Regions from separate parts of the Homo sapiens genome. Here region 2 is linked to region 1. The links are chromatin contacts, found by Hi-C or POLR2A ChIA-PET in ENCODE. All regions are on one chromosome and are shown on one strand. Each heading gives the region's core, a stretch centred on a gene start or an enhancer-like site at or near the end of the contact. The rest is flanking DNA. Distances are from core to core; before and after follow the strand shown.

Region 1 (3,118 bases), core at 509-3,008:
GCAGATATTTTCTATGGGCATCTGGAATGGCGTCCCCAAAGCTTGGCGCCGTGCTATGGTCAAGCCGGGTCGGGGGCTCGGGCCAGCCTTCAACACCGTTGGCAGCAATCGGAACGATCAACTGTACCCTCAGTACCGCGACCTCGCCCGGTCCTGCCAATGGCCGGCCCCTAGCCGGTCCTGAGGCCTCGCGAGAGCTCCCGTGGCTACGCCTTCCCCGGCCTCGGAACGGCCCCATCCTTCCTCTTTCCCCGCCTCCCAGCGGCGCTCCACTCTCGGATTGGCTGATTGATCCGAGTCAGTTTTTTTCCTCGCCAGAAAGCGGTTCGACAATTGGTCCTTCTTTTGGCCCCTCCTGCGATGCCCGCGGATTGGACGGCTGAGTCTGGCTACGCGGGCCTCCGCGGGAGCGCGACCGGGCCAATCAAGAGCTTGGCGTATTTTACAAACTGAGAAAGTAGCTCCAGCAGCACCCGAGAGGGTCAGGAGAAAAGCGGAGGAAGCTGGGTAGGCCCTGAGGGGCCTCGGTAAGGTAAGGCACGGGGGTCTTGAAGGGAACGAAGGCTGCTGGGTTCATAGGGAGGAGGGCAGTTTGGGGCCCGAGGGCGAAAGAGTAGGCTCGGGGTGTCTGGAGATAGCACCCATAAGAGCGGTCTTGCAGGCGCCGGGGGCTTGTGGGCGCGTGGATTAGGGCGGAGGTATCAGGGATGGCAGGACAGGTGCCCCGAGAACTGGTTGATCTTTGATCTTAGATTCTGCCTGCCTTCTTCCCCGTCTCAATTGTAGCCATCATGACCACCCGGCAAGCCACGAAGGATCCCCTCCTCCGGGGTGTATCTCCTACCCCTAGCAAGATTCCGGTACGCTCTCAGAAACGCACGCCTTTCCCCACTGTTACATCGTGCGCCGTGGACCAGGAGAACCAAGATCCAAGGGTAAGAGGGGCCTAATGGGGGAAGACAGTAGTCACACCAGTAATGCACCCCAACACTAAACCTCACCTTTTTGTCCCCGCTCCCTCCCCTAGAGATGGGTGCAGAAACCACCGCTCAATATTCAACGCCCCCTCGTTGATTCAGCAGGCCCCAGGCCGAAAGCCAGGCACCAGGCAGAGACATCACAAAGATTGGTGGGGATCAGTCAGCCTCGGAACCCCTTGGAAGAGCTCAGGCCTAGCCCTAGGGGTCAAAATGTGGGGCCTGGGCCCCCTGCCCAGACAGGTACCTGTTGGAGCCATGGTAACACGGCCTCCATGGCTGAGTAGGGGACTAGGAAGGGTAAAAGTGGGGTTTTGGGGTTTTGCACTCACTCCTGCTGTCTCCTACTTACTGTGATAGTCCTGGTCCCAGCTCCTGGAAAGCTCTTTGCTCTTAGAAGATCTCCCTTTCCTCCAGCAAAATGTCATCTCGCCAGGTGCCATGGCTTGTACCTGTAATCACAGCTACTCAGGAGGCTGAAGCAGGAGGATCACTGGAGGCCAGGAGTTGGAGACCAGCCTGGATGACAGAGGGAGATCCCATCTCTTTAAAAAATAAATAAATAAATAAATAATAAATATCACTTCTTCTGAAGCCTTTTCCAGTTCCCCATGTCACAATCAGTTGCTCTGTGTTCTCCTAATACTTTGCAGCACTTCTTTTATAACATGTATATACCTTGGCTTGAGTCTGTTACCTGTCTATAGTTTGATGATAGCCTCTTGAGGATAGGGGCTTTGTCTTATTCTTATGGGACCCCAGTGCTTAGAATAGTGTCTTATGTAACATTCTATGAACATTTGGTGACCAGGTGTGGTGGCTCACGCCTGTAATTCCAACACTCCTCCGAGGCAGGAGGATCATTTGAGCTCAGGAGTTTGAGACCAGCCTAGGCAACATAGTGAGACCCCATCTCTTTTTCTCTTTTTTTTTTTCTTTTCTTTTTTTTTTGTGGAGACAGAGTCTTACTCTATCCCTCAGGCTAGAGTACAGTGGCATGATCTCGGCTCACTGCAACATCCACCTCCCAGGTTCAAGCGATTCTCATGCCTCACCCCGAGTACCTGGGATTACCAGCACCTGCCACCACACCCAGCTAATTTTTGTTTTCTTTCTTTTTTTTTTTTTTTTTTTTGAGACAGAGTCTCACTCTGTCACTAAGCTGGAGTGCAGTGGCACGATCTTGGCTCATTGCAACCTCCACCTCCCAGGTTCAAGTGATTCTCCAGCCTCAGCCTCCTGAGTAGCTGGTACTACAGGCGCGCGCCACCAGGTCCAGCTAATTTTTTTTTGTTTTTGTTTTTTGTAGAGATGGGGTTTTACCATGTTGGCCAGGCTGGTCTCAAACTCCTGACCTCAGGTGATCCACCTGCCTCAGCCTCCCAAAGTGCTGGGATTACAGGAGTGAGCTACCGCACCCAGCCAATTTTTGTATTTTTTTAGTGGAGACAGGGTTTTGCTATGTTGGCCGGGTTGGTCTCAAACTCCTGACCACAGGTGATCCACCCGCCTCGGCCTCCCAAAGTGCTGGGATTACAGGCATGAGCCACTGCACCCAGCCATCTATTTCTTAAAAAAAAAAAAAAAAATAAGCCAAATTCAATTGAATGAGTCTCTTGCTCACCTTGTACCTCAAAGTTCCTATGCTAGGGGCCCTATCCCCCTCAGCCTTCCCCCTTCCTTTTCCTTCTCCTCTTTCCTTGCAGAGGCTCCAGGGACCATAGAGTTTGTGGCTGACCCTGCAGCCCTGGCCACCATCCTGTCAGGTGAGGGTGTGAAGAGCTGTCACCTGGGGCGCCAGCCTAGTCTGGCTAAAAGAGTACTGGTTCGAGGAAGTCAGGGAGGCACCACCCAGAGGGTCCAGGTAATGAAACAGGATGTGAGGAGACCAGGCTAGGGGGCACTGAGGGGGGCATCCTGAGCAGTGCTGACAGCCTCTGTTGGTGTCCCAGGGTGTTCGGGCCTCTGCATATTTGGCCCCCAGAACCCCCACCCACCGACTGGACCCTGCCAGGGCTTCCTGCTTCTCTAGGCTGGAGGGACCAGGACCTCGAGGCCGGACATTGTGCCCCCAGAGGCTACAGGCTCTGGTGAGTGCCCTTGAGGGGCTGATAGTCGGTGCTTCTGGGAGCTCCTTCCAG
Region 2 (3,023 bases), core at 406-2,905, 4.0 Mb after region 1:
TACTAAAAATACAAAATTAGCTGGGCGTGGTGGCACATGCCTGTAATCCTAGCTACTCGGGAGACTGAGGCAGAAGAATCGCTTGAACCTGGGAGGTGGAAGTTGCAGTGAGCTGAGCACGCCACTGCACTCCAGCCTGGGCAACAAGAGTGAAACTCCATCTCAAAAAAAAAAAAGAAAATGAAACCAGGTAGTGTAGCTCCACTCCTACAAGTGCAAAGTGGATGACCTATGTAGGAGATTATTCAGTGCAACCTTATATCTGATCTTGCTGAGCTTCAGGTAAAAGCTCAGAAGTGGTAATGCCATGAGGTGGGGGCAGGGAGCAGGTTCACCTAATCAAGCCAGAAAGCAAGGCAAGTTACTAGAGATGAAATGGAAGTACTTTTTCCATAGTGTTCCTGGGAAGGGCAAGGAAGGGAACCTGACATTTATTGAGCATTTGAGTTCTATAATAAGGACTAAAAATTTCATATGATTTAGGATATACAGCTCTCGTGGAGACAGCCTGAATAAAAGTCTTTTGAAGAACACCCCAAGGTAAAGGGGTGTTGACTCATTTTCCAGGATCTGCAGACTGTGACCCAGGAAACCCTTTGCCATGCCTCACCAAATGTTGATGCATCTCTTCCACACTTGCTCCCGGTGATGGATGAAGGCAGTTCTTGTGCCATGGTCCAGCCTTCCAGGGGTCTTTAGGGGATCCTTTGTCAGTTGTAGGACAGGAAGATTGATCCACTATAGCACAAAAGTGAGGAGTGTGACGGTGATTCAGTCTCTTCCCAAATCTTTAATTCCGTGCCATCTCCAACCCACCGCTGGGCTAAGTATAAGAGATTCCAGAGGTCTGTTTCCCATTTCCACAAAGCTAACACTTGTGAGAATGGGAAACAAGTCTTAGCTCCCGTATCTGTGCAACTAGAATAATATTTCATAGGGTTGCTGTGATTATGAAACCATATGACATTTTTAGAAAACACCTGACTCAGCCTCTTTCTTACATAGCAAACGCTCAATAAATGTCAGTTTCCCTTCCTTGTCCTTCCCAGGAACACCATGGAAAAAAGTTCCATGTTGTATCCTTCTGATCCTCCCCAGATACTGTCCCCAACTTTTAGATAGTTCTCCCGCATCCTCACACTCCCTAGATTCTCCCTCATTCTCTCCATTCCCTCTAGGCCTCCTCCACAGCTCCTTAACCGTTCCCCCGTTATACTCCAATCCCAGTCCTAAAACAGATTCCAGCCCTTCTAGCCTCCTGCCGGGGCCAAGCTGTTTCCACTCCGCCAGACTCTGTGACCCTGCCCCTGTCACACTGCCTCCTTTCCCCAGTAGTCCCCGACTCCGCCCCCATGCCTGTAGGTCCCCTCCCTCCTCGCCCTGGCCACCTGGCCCCGGAAGTCGGGGGGCGGGCTCTCATAGCTACTGCCCGTCACCAGCTCGTTATTGTGCTCATATAGGGTGACTTGACCCCGAGGCGGTGGAGGAGGGAACAACCCCAGAGAGCACATCTTGCCGGTTCGCAGGACGTCTGCAGTCGGCAAACTCCTGGCCGGAACGGCACAGACCGCACTCCCGCAACTCGGTTCCCGGGCTAGATTCGTATGCGGACGGGTACCGCAAGGGACAAACGGCGAGGCGGAACTCAACGGAAGTGAAGAAAAGACTAACGGGAAAGAAGGACGAGTACGCGGTCCCGGGACAGACCTCCAAAGCTTCTTCCTGCGCCCCCTGGCGGCCGGAGGGGGAGCAGCGCGGACACGTCCCCCGGCCAACCGTTGGTTACCAGGCTGGAGTGGGGTTTTTTTCTGTTGTTTTCCATGAGACTACTGTTTTTCCCAGCTCCGAATTCCCGAACACCTTCTCCCACTCACTATCTTAGCGCTTAGAAAGCCCGAAATAAGCCACATTCAGGGAAGTACCAAATTAATCCTCCCAGGCCTGTGGATCACCCAGAGGAAAATACAGGCTATGTCACAGGCAGCTGGCTGGAAAGCTGAGGGAAAAGCCTCAGAGAGGAGGAACAGTGCTGCACCCACACGGTTAGGCGTCCTGGAAAGGGAGGTGGGGACGGTTGGAAAACTAACATTTCCTGCCAGGCGCGGTGGCTCACGCCTGTAATCCCAGCACTTTGGGAGGTCGAGGTGGGTGGATCATCTGAAAGGAGTTCGCAGACTAGCCTGGCCAACATGCTGAAAACCCCATCTATACTAAAAATACAAAAATTAGTCGGGCGTGGTGGCGGGCACCTGTAATCCCAGCTAATCGGGAGGCTGAGGCAGGAGAATCTCTTGAACTCCGGAGGGGGAGGTTGCAGTGAGCCAAGATCGCACCATTGCACTCCAGCCTGGGTAACAAGAGGGAAACTTCGTCTCAAAAAGGAAAACTTTATTTTATTTTATTTTTTTGAGAGACAGGGTCTCGCTCTATTGCCCAGGATGAAGGCAGTGGTGCTATCTCAGCTCACTGCAACCTCTGCCTCCCCGGTTCAAGCGATTATCCTGCCTCAACCTCTGGAGTAGCTGGGATTACAGGCATGCTTCACCACGCCCAGCTAAGTTTGTATTTTTAGTAGAGACGAGGTTTTACCATGTTGGCCAGGCTGGTCTCAAACTCCTGACCTCAAGTGATCTGCCTGCTTTGGCCTCCCAAATTGCTGGGATTACAGGCCTGAGCCACCTTGCCGGGCTGCAAAACTATTTCCTGAGCACTTGTTACGATAAGTGCTTTTATAATCTTTACAACCCCATAAGGTGGGTGCTGTTCTGTCACCATGAGGAAAGTGAGTCACAGAGAGATTGGACCTAGATACACCCAAACCAGTTATTCTCACTTAAGAATAAAAGTAAGGCTGGGTGTGGTAGCTCACACCTGTAATCCCAGCACTTTGGGAGGCCGAGGCTGATCTCTTGAGCCCAGGAGTTCAAGACCAGCTTGGGCAAAATAGCAAGACCCTGTATCTACAAAAAATTCAAAAGTTAGCCAGCGTGGTGGTGGCAAGCGTCTTTAGTCCAGCTACTCAG

The links. Hi-C counts contacts between places; a loop is a spot of excess contacts on that map. ChIA-PET counts read pairs that join two places held with the same protein, here RNA polymerase II (POLR2A).
Region 2: a map of CD8-positive, alpha-beta T cell shows a loop between it and region 1 (8-fold over the local background). The contact joins the promoter of AAAS here to the promoter of TROAP-AS1 in region 1. A Hi-C loop is called at or near these places in 1 of 168 maps with a recorded cell type or tissue (CD8-positive, alpha-beta T cell). POLR2A ChIA-PET finds 5 or more read pairs at or near these places in 1 of 52 experiments (activated CD4-positive, alpha-beta T cell).

The regions. Positions count from the first base shown.
Region 1 is chr12:49,322,818-49,325,935 of GRCh38, forward strand. TROAP-AS1 (TROAP and PRPH antisense RNA 1) reads right to left here and starts at 1,759. Exons shown (of 8, transcript NR_120449.1): 1 at 1,675-1,759; 2 at 1,330-1,522. It overlaps TROAP (trophinin associated protein), which reads left to right and starts at 438. Exons shown (of 15, transcript NM_005480.4): 1 at 438-532; 2 at 787-935; 3 at 1,028-1,220; 4 at 2,684-2,841; 5 at 2,930-3,067. The coding sequence starts at 792. RefSeq lists an enhancer at 512-661.
Region 2 is chr12:53,319,955-53,322,977 of GRCh38, forward strand. It overlaps AAAS (aladin WD repeat nucleoporin), which reads right to left and starts at 1,656. Exons shown (of 16, transcript NM_015665.6): 1 at 1,389-1,656; 2 at 611-738. The coding sequence starts at 1,511. RefSeq lists enhancers at 195-284, 1,503-1,692, 1,773-1,822.